Linked DNA regions of Homo sapiens: regions 2, 3, 4 and 5 are each linked to region 1. Evidence: chromatin contacts called from ENCODE Hi-C or POLR2A ChIA-PET data. All regions are on one chromosome and are shown on one strand. Each heading gives the region's core, a stretch centred on a gene start or an enhancer-like site at or near the end of the contact. The rest is flanking DNA. Distances are from core to core; before and after follow the strand shown. Region 1 overlaps PIK3R6 (phosphoinositide-3-kinase regulatory subunit 6). Region 2 overlaps GAS7 (growth arrest specific 7). Region 3 holds the start of TP53 (tumor protein p53). Region 4 overlaps DNAH2 (dynein axonemal heavy chain 2). Region 5 holds the start of NAA38 (N-alpha-acetyltransferase 38, NatC auxiliary subunit).

Region 1 (2,615 bases), core at 31-2,530:
TCCCCTCTGTAAACCTCACAGAACCCCCCTCTGTCTTTGTGAAATAAAATGAACACAAACTTCTGTCTGGGGCGGCCTGGGTTAATAATGAACACGGGGCAGCCTCGAAAGAAAAGAAATCTCACAGATAAAGACTAAAAGAGAAGTGTAAGATACCAGGAATTTTTGTGGCAAATGGAGAGTGCTTCTGGGCTGATTTTTAATTGAAAGTAAAATTCCCCTTTGGGAGGCTGAGGCAGGCGGATCACAAGATCAGGGATCGAGACCATCCTAGCTAACATGGTGAAACCCCGTCTCTACTAAAAATACAAAAAATTAGCTGGGTGTGGCGGCAGGTGCCAGTAATCCCAGCTACTTGGGAGGCTGAGGCAGGAGAATCGCTTGAATCCGGGAGGCAGAGGTTGCAGTGAGCTGCAATCGTGCCACTGCACACCAGCCTGGGCAACAAGAGTGAAACTCTGTCTCAAAAAAAAAAAAAAAAAAGGGAAAGTAAAATTCTAAGAAACTTTACCAGTAACTGTCAGAAAGCCTCCCTATTCATTTGCTCATTCCTTCATTCACTCACGCATTCACTCATCAAACATTTATTCAGCGTTTCTATATATTTGTGCAGGTGCTGCTTCCTTGCTCCTCCCACAGGAGACCTTTGTGGTCGATTTCCTGTCCTTTGGGGCTGCTGACCACACCAGTGTGGGGGAAGAGCCCCCAGGGGATGAGCTTGCACGTAGACAGGAAATGGAAATAGAAGCAGCTCATTCTTAAAATGCATCAACATCAAATGTGTCTTCGTTTCAGGAATGAGAAGAATTTTTTAGGAAATAAAGCTTGCCCTTTCAAGCACCAAACCATGCCTCTGAATGTTTTCTCAATTAATCTTTTTTTTTTTTTTTTTTTTTTTTTGAGACAGTTTTGCTCTTGTCGCCCAGGCTGGAGTGCAGTGACGCGATCTCGGCTCACTGCAACCTCCGCCTCCTGGGTTCAAACGATTCTCTTGCCTTAGCCTCCCTGAGGCTAGGAATTACAGGCACCCGCCGCCACCCCTGGCTAATTTTTGTATTTTTAGTAGAGACAGGGTTTCGCCATGTTAGCCAGGCTGGTCTCGAACTCCTGACCTCAGGTGATCCACCCACCTCGGCCTCCCAGAGTGCTGGGATTAGAGGCGTGAGCCAGGCGCCTGGCTGTTTTCTCAATGAGTCTCAATGGAAGCTCATTGTATGCACCGTGCCATAAAACGGTGGCGATGGCAGGAGCTATCAGTAGGCGAGGGTAGCCCTATCCTACATTGAGTGGCTGTTACTGTTTGACTTCTCATGTATGATTCCTCATTTCAGCAGCACCAGCTGTGTTCTGCACTTAGTGGGTGAGTGGAGGCTGCAGTCCAGCCCACCGCTCTGCTGGCCTTTTTGTAATTTACTCAGGCAGGGAGGGTGAGGTTTTGCAATTCATCCATCCAAAGAGGAACTTGCTGTAATTTGTCTACTCAGAGGGGTGCCTCTTTCTGATTTGAACAAAGTGCCTTCTGTGTTGGCTGCAGCCCTGCCTGGGCTGTGTCTGCTCCTCCACCCAACTGCCAGTTTGCTGAAGGCTGGGAAGCCGGAATAAGCACATGCAATTGTCTTGTATGTAAAATGAAGAAACAAAGCCTGAGAACTGATCAATGAAAAGAGCATCAAACTTCCATCCATGGACTTGCAACTTCTATTTGCTCAGAGGGCCCTCTGGCTGTCTTCTGAGTTCCTGGCAGTGTTTTGGGTGGCTGAGGTTGGTGAGTAAATCAAAGAGCCTCTTCAGAACATAATCCATGGGGCAGAAATTGCACAAGACCTGAGAGGTTAGAGATGAATGAATGAGACATAGTCCTTGCCCCCTGGGGTGCGTGGTCTACCAGTCTGTCACCTCATAATGACCGCAGGGTGGCTGTACTTGCCCAAGACCCCTGGAACAGACGTCACACACCTATGGCCCACCATTAGCACACTGAAACTGTCTCACCGCCCCATGCACGCAGCATGCTTGTGATGGTTTATGTGTCAACTTGACCAGGCCAAGGGAGGCCCAGATGGCTGGTGAAGCATTATTTCTGGAGGTGTCCATGAGGCTATTTCCAGGAAAGATGAGCATCTGAATGCAGGGAGTGAGTCAAGATCTGCCCTCAGCCATGTGGGTGGGCATCACGTGATCTGCTGAGGGCCTGAATAGGAGAAGAGGGAGGAGGAAGGGCAGATGTGCTCTCTGTGCTTCAGCTGGGACATCCATCCTGCCCTTGGACAAAATCAGCGCTCTTGGTTCTCCAGCCTTCGGACTTGGACTGAGACTGACGCCGTCATCTTCCCTGGTTCTCAGGCCTTTGGACTCAGACTGGAATTACACCACTGACTTTCCTGGGCCTCTAGTTTACAGACCACGGATTACAGACTTCTCAGCCTCCACAATCACAGGAGCCAATCCCTGCTAATACATCCTTTTGTTCTCTACCCACTCCCCACCCACCTCCCAGTCTCTCTCTCTATCCTATTTGTTGTGTTCCTCTGGAGTGGCCTGACTAATACAATGCTTAAGAAGACTAACCATTTCGCAGACTCATGTAAGAGACTCTCAGAGACTTTGCTCTGTCT
Region 2 (2,615 bases), core at 56-2,555, 1.2 Mb after region 1:
TCACTGTCATTGCAAATCCCAGTAGGGCCCCCAGCCAAGGGCAAGGGACCTTTCCGGGCCATTACAAACCAGGAGGCTGATCTGCTGTGGCCTGACCTCAGCAGAACACACTAGTCCTGCAGACATTTAATTCTTTAGGATTCCCCAAAGTTAATCTCTCAGAGTATGGAAGACTCACGAATACATTCTAAGGGTTTACTGTTTGGGTTCATCCTAGCATCTCAATCCAGAAGTCACTTTGGTTTTCCTTTATTAACCATCCTTAGTGATTAGCGTTGGCCGTGAAAAACACGCTACTGGTCTCTCCTTGTGGCCTCTGCAAATAGATAGGTTGCTACATATGAAGCCACACACACGAACGGCAGACAGCAGAGAATCCGTGATCCCAAAGCAAAAAGACTGATGATATTTCCACCAACCTGAGTTTTCCTGAGTTCAACGGCATCAGATAAGACCAACCCTCTTATTATTTTTTTCGTTTCAGTCAAGTTGAAAACTGTCAACCAAAATAGGCCTTATTTGCTGTAGGCCCTTGTCCTCTGTAGGATGAATTGGGTTGTCTTAAAATGATAATTAATAGGCCGAGCACGGTGGCTCATGCCTGTAATCCTAGCACGTTGGGAAGCCAAGACGGGCAGATCATGAGGTCACGAGTTCAAAACCAGCCTGGCCAATATTGTGAAATCCTGTCTCTATTAAAAATACGAAAATTAGCTGGGCGTGGTGGCACGTGCCTGTAGTCCCAGCTACTTGGGAAGCTGAGGCAGTAGAATCACTTGAACCTGGGAGGCAGAGGTTGCAGTGAGCTGAGATAGTGCCACCGCACTCCGGCCTGGGTGACAGAGCGAGACTCCGTCAAAAAAAAAAAAAAAAAAAAAAAGATAATTAATAAGAAAACACATCTGGGTAGGGTGATGACTCACTTTTGTAACTGCTTCACAGTCATGAACGGAAAAATTATTCATCAGCCCAAGCAGTCTCTAGGGTACAGGGTCTCAGGGACGCCCCCTTCCTCCATACGTGGCCCCCTGTCTGCATGATCAATCAACCAACTAATAGTTACTAACTACCCTTTCCTGAATCCTGTGTGGGATGCAGGCAGGTATTGTATGTAGGACCTGACTCCTAAAATTCGGAAGCTAAGTCGCAAACATGGGCAAAAAAAAGGAATAAGTATCAAAGGAGTCTTCAACAGTGCCAAATGCTATGTGATAAGCTGGCAGACAATAAGAGCTTTCAGAATCCAGAGGAGGGCGAGGTCACTCTTGGCTGGGATGGTACAGGGAGGCTTCCCAAAAGATAAAGAACTTGCCTCACAGCAGGGATAAAAAACAAGGGCTTGACTGGAGCCCGAGGAACATGATGTACGAAGCAGAATAAGGTTTGATAAAGGACGGGACATAAGGAAATGAGAGACAGCGAAGTTGATTCGGAAGGAAATGACAGAAGTTCGAACCAGTAACTCGAAGAGATGTGGCTATGGTGACAGCCAGTTTAGGGGGATGCAGTAGAGTCTGTTGACCATGGATCCAAGTTCAAAGTGTTCGGTGGGGAGTAGGGGTGAGTCTGGCCCTTGGCACATGGAGCTGGAGCTGGAGGCATCTGCTCAGAGATGGTGGTGAGATCCTACAGGCTGACAAGGAGTTCACAGAGAAAGAAAGGACCTTGAGCTGAACCTTGGGGCATGCTCTTGCTTAAGCAGTGGGAGAAGAATTATTCTCCCCCAGCATGCCTCAGGCCCAATCCCTCCCTCTCCTGTGCCTTTCATTAGTGCATGCAACACCCCCAGGGCCCCTCTCCAAGACTTTCAAAGGCAAGAACCAGGTCTTCATCTTTTTCACCTCTAACCAGACTAGTGCTCAACACTCAGGGGCTACATGGGGAATGAACGATGTGAGTTCTGAGAATCAGGCAGAGAAACCAAATGAAGAGGGGGGATACAAGAAGAAATAAGTACAGCTGACCCTTGAACAACACGAGGGTTTAGAGGTGCTAACCCCCATCTCCCCATGTGGTTGAAAATCTGTACCTAACTTTTGACTCCCTCAAAAGTTAACTACTAACAACCTACTGCTGACTAGAAGCCTTAGCGATAACCTAAACAGTTGATAAACATGTATTCTGTATGTTATCCATATTACAGACTTTATTCCTAAAGTAAGCTAGAGAAAAATAAAATGTTAAGAAAATCATAAGGGGCCGGGCACAGTAGCTCACACCTATAATCCCAACACCTTGGGAGGCTGAAGTGGGAGGATGGCTTGAGCCCAGGAGTTCGAGACCAGCCTGGGCAGTCTGGTGAGTGAGAGCCCATCTCTACAAAAATAAGTGAAGATAAAAAATAAAAATAAATTAACCTGGCATGGTGCATGCCTGTAGACCCAGCTACTAGGCAGACTGAGGCAAGAGTATTCTTGAACCCTGGAAGTTGAGGCTGTAGTGAGCCAAGATTGCTCCACTGCACTCCAGCCTGGGCAACAGAGTGAGACCCTGTCTCTAAATAAATAAATAAAATCATAAGAAAGAGAAAATACACCTACAGTACTGTACTGTATTTACTGATGCCATAAGTTTACATCATCTGTTTAAAAGATGAAACCTTTGAAATGGTGGCA
Region 3 (2,615 bases), core at 59-2,558, 1.2 Mb before region 1:
TGCGTCTGGAACTGGAATGGCCTAGCCCAAAGCTAGATAACAGGTAGATTGTTTTTCCGACAAATTATCAAACGACCCATCATTGCACTCTTTCAAAATTTGATTCTCAGACGTACCCATTCTTTTTTTTTTTCCTCCGGGAAGATGAGATATACTCATTCTTGAAAATACCTCCGGGCTTGCCTTCTGCACACTTCTTTCCCTCCCTGTCTCACGCCATGGTAGCGTCCGCCTAGGTTGCAGGCGACCCGCGGGGTGGGGCACACCATTCAAAGAAGGGGAGGGATTGAGGTTTGCATCAAAACAAATACCCCTGCCTTTGCAAAGGCCATAACTAAGTAATCCAGAAAAAGAAATGCAGGCGGAGAATAGCAGCCTCCCTCTGCCAAGTAAGAGGAACCGGCCTAAAGGACATTTTCTCTCTCTCTCCTCCCCTCTCATCGGGTGAATAGTGAGCTGCTCCGGCAAAAAGAAACCGGAAATGCTGCTGCAAGAGGCAGAAATGTAAATGTGGAGCCAAACAATAACAGGGCTGCCGGGCCTCTCAGATTGCGACGGTCCTCCTCGGCCTGGCGGGCAAACCCCTGGTTTAGCACTTCTCACTTCCACGACTGACAGCCTTCAATTGGATTTTCTCCATCTAGCGGAGCCGGGGGCTGCCTGGAAAGATCGCTCCAGGAAGGACAAAGGTCCGGAAGTTGTGGGACCTTAGCAGCTTGGGCTCCCCGGATCACCCCCAAATGATCATTTCGGAATGGAGCCCCAGTTTTCACTAGGATGCCATGGGCTCTAAAATATACAGCTATGAGTTCTCAATGTTTCGAGATCCAAAAGTCTCAGACCTCAATGCTTTGTGCATCTTTTATTTCAGGGATTCCCTACGCCCAGCACCGGGTGGATGTGCAAAGAAGTACGCTTTAGGCCGGCTCAAGGTTCCCCAAAGCTCCACTCCTCTGCCTAGGCGTTCAACTTTGAGTTCGGATGGTCCTAACATCCCCATCATCTACACCCAGGTCTCCCAACAATGCAACTCCTATGATGATCCCTCTAGCCAAGCTTCCATCCCACTCACCCCCAAACTCGCTAAGTCCCCACTGCCCCACCCCCAGCCCCAGCGATTTTCCCGAGCTGAAAATACACGGAGCCGAGAGCCCGTGACTCAGAGAGGACTCATCAAGTTCAGTCAGGAGCTTACCCAATCCAGGGAAGCGTGTCACCGTCGTGGAAAGCACGCTCCCAGCCCGAACGCAAAGTGTCCCCGGAGCCCAGCAGCTACCTGCTCCCTGGACGGTGGCTCTAGACTTTTGAGAAGCTCAAAACTTTTAGCGCCAGTCTTGAGCACATGGGAGGGGAAAACCCCAATCCCATCAACCCCTGCGAGGCTCCTGGCACAAAGCTGGACAGTCGCCATGACAAGTAAGGGCAAGTAATCCGCCTGCCGGAGGAAGCAAAGGAAATGGAGTTGGGGAGGAGGGTGCAGAGTCAGGATTCTCGCCGACCTGGTGCCGTAGATACTAACATTTTGGGGTGGAAAATTCTGCAAGCCAGAGCTGTGAGGGCAGAATTGGTGGAAATCATTTTGGAGGAATCCTGCATTGTGTCAAATATGAAGGGTGGAAGGAAGAAAGCTTTTGCGTTTGCTCTCAGCTGGATCCTTTCTTCTCATCAGTTAAAATGTCATTTTTTAGGAAGGCTTTCCGTAATATCACACCCTAACGTTTTCTCCCAGATACTTTATATCACACCATCTTATTTAATCTCCTTCACAACCCTTATCACTCTGATAAGATTTATTTGTTCATTGCTTTCAGTACATGGAAACGTAAGCCTTATGAGGATATAGAATTTTTCTACTATCTTATTCATTGTTGTATTCCTGAGTGCCTATATCAGTGCTGGGTAGCAAGTAAGAGCTCGATAATAAATATTTTTTGAATGAGGGAGACAGGTCTGAAGCCTGGAGAATGAGATGCAGAAGAGGTGCAAGACCTGCTGCGCCCTCTGCAGGCGGCGGGGGGGCGGTGCAGGTGCTTTAAGAATTACCGCGGGACTCGGTAGGGGGAGCGTAGGCGCTTCTCGCCAAGATAGAAGCGTTCAGACTACAACTCCCAGCAGCCACGAGGAGCCCTAGGGCTTGATGGGAACGGGAAACCTTCTAACCTTTCACGTCCCGGCTCCGCGGGTTCCGTGGGTCGCCCGCGAAATCTGATCCGGGATGCGGCGGCCCAATCGGAAGGTGGACCGAAATCCCGCGACAGCAAGAGGCCCGTAGCGACCCGCGGTGCTAAGGAACACAGTGCTTTCAAAAGAATTGGCGTCCGCTGTTCGCCTCTCCTCCCGGGAGTCTTCTGCCTACTCCCAGAAGAGGAGGGAAGCACAGGTGGGTTTCTTTAGCTCTGCGTCGGATCCCTGAGAACTTCGAAGCCATCCTGGCTGAGGCTAATCTCCGCTGTGCTTCCTCTGCAGTATGAAGACTTTGGAGACTCAACCGTTAGCTCCGGACTGCTGTCCTTCAGACCAGGACCCAGCTCCAGCCCATCCTTCTCCCCACGCTTCCCCGATGAATAAAAATGCGGACTCTGAACTGATGCCACCGCCTCCCGAAAGGGGGGATC
Region 4 (2,615 bases), core at 37-2,536, 1.1 Mb before region 1:
TTTTTTTTTTTTTTTGTATTTTTAGTAGAGACAGGGTTTCACCATGTTGGCCAGGCTGTTCTTGAACTCCTGACCTCAGGTGATCCTCCGGCCTTGGCCTCCCAAAGTGCTGGGATTACAGGCATGAGCCACCGTGCCCAGACTTTTTTCAAATATTTTTGATCCTCTGTTGGTTGAATCCACGGATGTGGATACGGAAGGCTGGCTGTACTTCACTTCTGACACCAGATGTGGTGGGGATTTTCCCCACCCAAGCAGTTCTCCAGGGGACACTGGCTGGGTGTCCTATGATATAACTCAAGTCTGAAATGGTCTACCTGGAGTTAGAGTCAGATCGCACAGGTGGAGGGCTCAGTCCCACAATACACCCGCCGCTTCTGATGCTAACCGAAAGCCCAGTGTTTTACCTGTGTTTCTGCCTGGCCGGTTATAAATCAAGGGTTCCCACCACCCCCTTGTCAGGTTCAGTTAATTTGCTAGAGTGGCTCACAGAACTCAGGAAACACTTCACCTACTATTGCTGATTTATTGCAAAGGATATTTTAAAAGATACAAATAAGGCTGGGCACGGTGACTCACGCCTGTAATCCCAGCACTTTGGGAGGCCAAGGTGGGCCGATCACTTGAGGTCAGGAGTTCAAGAACAGCCTGGCCAACATGGTGAAACCCTGTCTCTACAAAAATACAAAAATTAGCCAGGCATGATGGCGGGTGCCTGTAATGCCAGCTACTGGGGAGGCTGAGGCGGGAGAATCATTTGAACCCGGGAGGTGGAGGTTGCAGTGAGCTGAGATTGCATCATTGCACTCCAGCCTGGGTGACAGATCGAGACTCCGTCTCAAAAAAAAAAATCAGAAATTGTGGGGCAGGTGCAGTGGCTCATGCCTGTAATCCCAGCACGTTGGGAGGCTGAGGTGGGAGGATCACTTGAGGTCAGGAGTTTGAGACCAGCCTGGGCAAAATAACAAGACGCCATCTCTACAAAAAAAGAAAGAGAGAGAGAGAGCAATAAATTGTTGCAATACTGGGCCCACATTCATTCCCATAGGGAAAAAAAACCAGGCTGGAGCTGAGGGACGGCTGCCTGCCCTGGGCCAGCCCACCTGCCTGTTCCACAGTGGGAAACAGAGGAAGATTCTCATGTAGGGGAGGTGGTGTGATGGAGACTGTTTAACAAGCTGATTCTGGTAGTGGTGTGTAGAACAAACCAGAGGAATGAGAGCCTGAAATCAAGAAGAGCCCTTGGGAAGCTGTTGGCAATGACCCAGGCAGGAAGTGATAGAATCCCGACCAGGATGGTGGGGGTAGTGTTGGTGGCAACAGAAAGGAAGGCGGACTCGAGACACACGGGGAAGGTGGACCTTACAGGACACCGCGCTTTCCGGAAGCCCCGCCTCTCCACACCCTGTCCTATTCTTTCCCCCAGGTTGCTGGGAGAAAAACGGCAGGAGCTGCTGGCCCAAGCCAATAAACTGCGGACAGGCTTGTTCAAGATCGACGAAACTAGGGAAAAGGTGCAAGTGATGTCGTTGGAGCTGGAGGATGCCAAGAAGAAGGTGGCTGAGTTCCAGAAGCAGTGTGAGGAGTACCTGGTCATCATTGTGCAGCAGAAGCGGGAGGCAGATGAGCAGCAGAAGGTCCAGGGCCCACGCCCACCCCCCGTGCCCCACTCCCACCAGTGCCGGCTACTGCGTCAGGGAACCCATGTTCCCCCCTTCTTAAATTTTCTTTAGTGACTGGGTGCAGTGGCTCACGCCTGTAATCCCAGCACTTTGGGAGGCTGAGGCAGGAGGATCACCTGAGGTCAGGAGTTCGAGACCAACTTGGCCAACATGGTGAAACCCTGTCTCTACTAAAAATACAAAGATTAGCTGGGCGTGGTGGCGGGTGCCTGTAATCCCAGCTACTCGGGAGGCTGAGGCAGGAGAATCGCTTAAACCCTGGGGGCGGAGGTTGCAGTGAACTGAGATTGCACCACTGCACTCCAGCCTGGGCGAAAGAGCTAGACTCCATCTCAAAAAAAAAAAAAAATTCTTTAGCTTTCTCTTTCATCTTTTCCACCAACACCGTCACTCCCACCTTTGCCCAAGGCAAAGACAAAAAACCCTTGTCCTTTTTTCATCCCTAGGCCGTAACAGCCAACAGTGAAAAGATTGCAGTTGAGGAAATCAAGTGTCAGGCACTGGCTGACAATGCCCAGAAAGATCTAGAAGAGGCACTGCCCGCCCTGGAAGAGGCCATGCGGGTACCAGGGGCGGGTGCAAGGATGGGAGCCAGGAACGCGAGGCCCCGGGGAAGGGAATGGGCCAGTCTTCTTTGTCCTCAAAGACTCTGGGGAAGTGGGAAGAAGAGGTGGCACCTCAGCTAGGTTCTGTCTCCAGAAGGTCCTGTCTTACCCTCACTTTATCCCCTTTTCCCCCAGGCCCTGGAGTCTCTGAACAAGAAGGATATAGGAGAGATCAAGTCTTATGGACGGCCCCCAGCCCAAGTGGAGATAGTGATGCAGGCAGTTATGATTCTTCGAGGCAACGAGCCCACATGGGCAGAGGCCAAGAGGCAGCTAGGTAAGCTAGAGACAATGAAATCAATGACTTCCACTCACCCAGTGTTTATTG
Region 5 (2,615 bases), core at 37-2,536, 1.0 Mb before region 1:
CAGGCACCTCCCCCTCAATAGAGTGGAGGGGCCCAGCCTCGGCCGCCTGCCGCTGCTCCCCTTGGGGACCTGAGCCCGTTCTCTGACCCCAGCTTAGAGGAACTCGGTGTTGCCAGGCCGGGGTGGGAAACAATGGGCCTTCCGGAGCAGGATGACACCCCCTCCCGCCACAATTCTGGAGCAGCAGCCGTGGGAGGGAAGATGCAGGGGCCCACCCTGGGGCCTGTTGGTCCGTCATTCAGCCCTGCCCCCCATCTCTACCCCTGAACTTGAGAGAACCTTTGGCACCCCTGGACATCTTGGTTGGGAGAGGAGGGTTGAGGGTGCTCCCGACTTCAGATGAGCCCTTTCCTCTAGGGATGGGGTGTGCTATCCTGCACCGGCATCCCAGCTACACACAGACACAGGCCCATTCGGTCATAAGTTTAATGAAGTCTGAAAGGTAAGCGCCATCGTGGTCAGAGATACGGAGGCCCGGTCAGACTCTCCCTCTGCACCTCAATGGAAACGATGTGGTGTCCGGGTACCATGGCCAGGCCCAGCACACGGGGCTCCCCGGCAGAGAAGGAATCTGGAAAGAAGGATCAGAGCATCAGGAAAGTAGGCCAGAATCAGTCCCGCCCCTCTGAGCCACGAAAACGAGCCCCAGAAAACAAGGGTTGCAGCCAGGCCCTTAAGGGGAAATGCCTTGCGTAAGGTTCCGCCACATTACCAGGCGGGTGTGCATTCCCCGGGCACTGACCCGACGGCTTGAGGAACTCCTGCGCCGAGCCCAGGATGACATTGCAGTCACGGTCAGTGCAGAGGAAGCAGCCGACCAGTGTCCGTCCATCTGTCATGCGAATGCGCATAGTCTTGTTGAGCAGCGCCTCTAGCTGCTGTCGGGCGCGCTCAGCCGCCGAGTCCTCGCGCTCTCCGTCCGAATCCTGCGCGGGGTGTAACAAGCGCTCAGACCGCGCAGCCCAGGCTGCCCGCCCGCGGAACCACAGCTCCCGGCAGCCCGCGGGGCACTCACACAAAGCCCAGAGGCTGCCGGGAGCTGCAGTTCCCCACCCCCTCCATCTTGCTGCTTGACTGCCCCTCAGTCCCAGAACCAGAGCCCGTGCTAACCCCAGCACTGGAGCTGCTCTGACGCCGACTGCAACAGCCATTCTCTTCTCGTAGCAGCATGGTCGGTCCAGCTCCGGCCATTTGCCCGGAGGCCTCCTCTGGGCCTTTCAACTTCCTAAGCACCTTTCAGGTTGGGTGGTCCGAGATCTCGCGAGCGCTCCCGACCTCTTTCCTTTCGCGAGATCCCCTCTCCTCCCCCTCCTAGTCTCCTCGGCAACGGCACAGATCTCGCGAGCTTCTCCTACTTCTCTAGCGCTGTGGCTCACTGAAGCGTACTACGCCGGATGTCTTAAGATATCGCGAGACCTTTACCTCTGGTTTCTTACACATCCTTTAGAAACTGGAATTTAGCGAGAATACATTCTTTCATACTGCCTCCTCCCTTGTTTTTCTGTCTCAGAGAGATAGTCTGTCCTAAATATCCCATGTAGCCCAGGCCACTGAATTAAAACGGAGCGTATTCGTTCTCTGCCCCACCCCGCAACTCCTGAAAGCGGCGCAACTCAATTACTTGATCCTTATATGCCCCACGCGGGACTCATACTACGTTTCCCGTGAACACGTGCAGTCCAAACCCCGCCCCTGATATTTATCTCAGTGGACGGTGGCCGGAAAAGGACAATGGTTTCCATGTCAGCGGATAAACGCTCTCCCCTCGGCTCCCGGACGCGACGGAGGTCGTAGTAGTAGTGAGTACGTGCTGAGGAGCAAAGGAGTAACCAAGAGATCCAGTGACCGACAGAGCAAGAGCCATGCCGCGCCGGGGCCTGGTGGCTGGGCCAGACTTGGAGTATTTTCAGCGTCGCTATTTCACGCCGGCGGAGGTGGCCCAACATAACAGGCCCGAAGACCTCTGGGTATCTTACCTGGGACGCGTGTACGACCTAACGTCATTGGCACAGGAATACAAGGGTAAGGGCCACACGTTGGGCCGGGGCCGGAGTGTGTGTGTGTGCACGCGCGCGTTTGCCTGGTTCTCGAAGGGCTGGCATTGACAGTGGCTGTGCTGCTCTTTTCAAGGGAACCTGCTGCTGAAACCCATCGTGGAAGTTGCAGGCCAGGATATCAGCCACTGGTTTGATCCAAAGACCAGAGACGTGAGTTATGCTGGAACCTGGGATTGTGGGTAGAGGAAATGGAGAGCGGGGATGGGAAGGAAAGGCGGAGGCTAGCCAGAGCCTAATGGCTGCTCTGACACCCTCGCCCCAAACCCTCCTTTAAAGATCCGCAAGCACATAGATCCGCTGACCGGCTGCCTGAGGTACTGCACCCCGCGGGGCCGCTTTGTGCACGTTCCGCCTCAGCTGCCCTGTTCGGACTGGGCCAACGATTTTGGGAAGCCCTGGTGGCAGGGGTCGTATTATGAGGTGGGGCGGCTGTCTGCCAAGACCCGGAGCATCCGCATCATTAACACGCTCACGTCGCAGGAGCACACACTGGAGGTGAGAACTGGTGACAAGGAGCAGGTTAGAAGGAATGGGGAATCCCAGCAAATCTCCAGGCCG

The links. Hi-C counts contacts between places; a loop is a spot of excess contacts on that map. ChIA-PET counts read pairs that join two places held with the same protein, here RNA polymerase II (POLR2A). Pooled maps may share reads with other maps.
Region 2: a map with no recorded cell type shows a loop between it and region 1 (12-fold over the local background). The contact joins two enhancer-like sites. A Hi-C loop is called at or near these places in 2 of 37 single-sample maps with no recorded cell type and 5 of 50 pooled maps.
Region 3: a pooled map shows a loop between it and region 1 (5-fold over the local background). The contact joins the promoter of TP53 here to the enhancer-like site in region 1. A Hi-C loop is called at or near these places in 1 of 37 single-sample maps with no recorded cell type and 2 of 50 pooled maps. POLR2A ChIA-PET finds 5 or more read pairs at or near these places in 1 of 52 experiments (activated B cell).
Region 4: a loop to region 1 is called in a map of sciatic nerve, with 17 times the contacts of the local background. The contact joins two enhancer-like sites. A Hi-C loop is called at or near these places in 1 of 168 maps with a recorded cell type or tissue (sciatic nerve). POLR2A ChIA-PET finds 5 or more read pairs at or near these places in 1 of 52 experiments (naive thymus-derived CD4-positive, alpha-beta T cell).
Region 5: a loop to region 1 is called in a pooled map, with 5 times the contacts of the local background. The contact joins the promoter of NAA38 here to the enhancer-like site in region 1. A Hi-C loop is called at or near these places in 4 of 37 single-sample maps with no recorded cell type and 4 of 50 pooled maps. POLR2A ChIA-PET finds 5 or more read pairs at or near these places in 1 of 52 experiments (A549).

The regions. Positions count from the first base shown.
Region 1 is chr17:8,857,436-8,860,050 of GRCh38, forward strand. The region is part of intron 1 of PIK3R6 (phosphoinositide-3-kinase regulatory subunit 6); the gene reads right to left. Among named protein-coding and RNA genes, the nearest start is that of PIK3R6, 8.9 kb to the right of the region's middle. RefSeq lists an enhancer at 2,005-2,264. Within about 2 kb of position 1,281, at least 8 of the 41 ENCODE cell types and tissues checked have a DNase peak (open chromatin) inside an H3K27ac peak, as active enhancers do.
Region 2 is chr17:10,041,436-10,044,050 of GRCh38, forward strand. All of the region lies in intron 1 of GAS7 (growth arrest specific 7), which reads right to left. Among named protein-coding and RNA genes, the nearest start is that of RCVRN, 140 kb to the left of the region's middle. Within about 2 kb of position 1,306, at least 5 of the 41 ENCODE cell types and tissues checked have a DNase peak (open chromatin) inside an H3K27ac peak, as active enhancers do.
Region 3 is chr17:7,686,182-7,688,796 of GRCh38, forward strand. TP53 (tumor protein p53) reads right to left here and starts at 1,309. Exons shown (of 11, transcript NM_000546.6): 1 at 1,196-1,309. WRAP53 (WD repeat containing antisense to TP53) reads left to right here and starts at 2,296. Exons shown (of 11, transcript NM_001143992.2): 1 at 2,296-2,380; 2 at 2,467-2,615. The coding sequence starts at 2,468. RefSeq lists enhancers at 30-159, 179-726, 190-239, 200-1,399, 2,198-2,247.
Region 4 is chr17:7,802,830-7,805,444 of GRCh38, forward strand. DNAH2 (dynein axonemal heavy chain 2) reads left to right here. Exons shown (of 86, transcript NM_020877.5): 59 at 1,427-1,637; 60 at 2,129-2,245; 61 at 2,423-2,564. Among named protein-coding and RNA genes, the nearest start is that of KDM6B, 30 kb to the right of the region's middle. Within about 2 kb of position 1,287, at least 3 of the 41 ENCODE cell types and tissues checked have a DNase peak (open chromatin) inside an H3K27ac peak, as active enhancers do.
Region 5 is chr17:7,856,273-7,858,887 of GRCh38, forward strand. It overlaps NAA38 (N-alpha-acetyltransferase 38, NatC auxiliary subunit), which reads right to left and starts at 1,287. Exons shown (of 3, transcript NM_001320925.4): 1 at 1,111-1,287; 2 at 743-926; 3 at 413-571. The coding sequence starts at 1,191. The coding sequence ends at 459. It overlaps CYB5D1 (cytochrome b5 domain containing 1), which reads left to right and starts at 1,731. Exons shown (of 4, transcript NM_144607.6): 1 at 1,731-2,022; 2 at 2,131-2,207; 3 at 2,334-2,552. The coding sequence starts at 1,863. RefSeq lists enhancers at 1-250, 372-451, 984-1,846, 1,102-1,471, 1,199-1,493 and 2 more.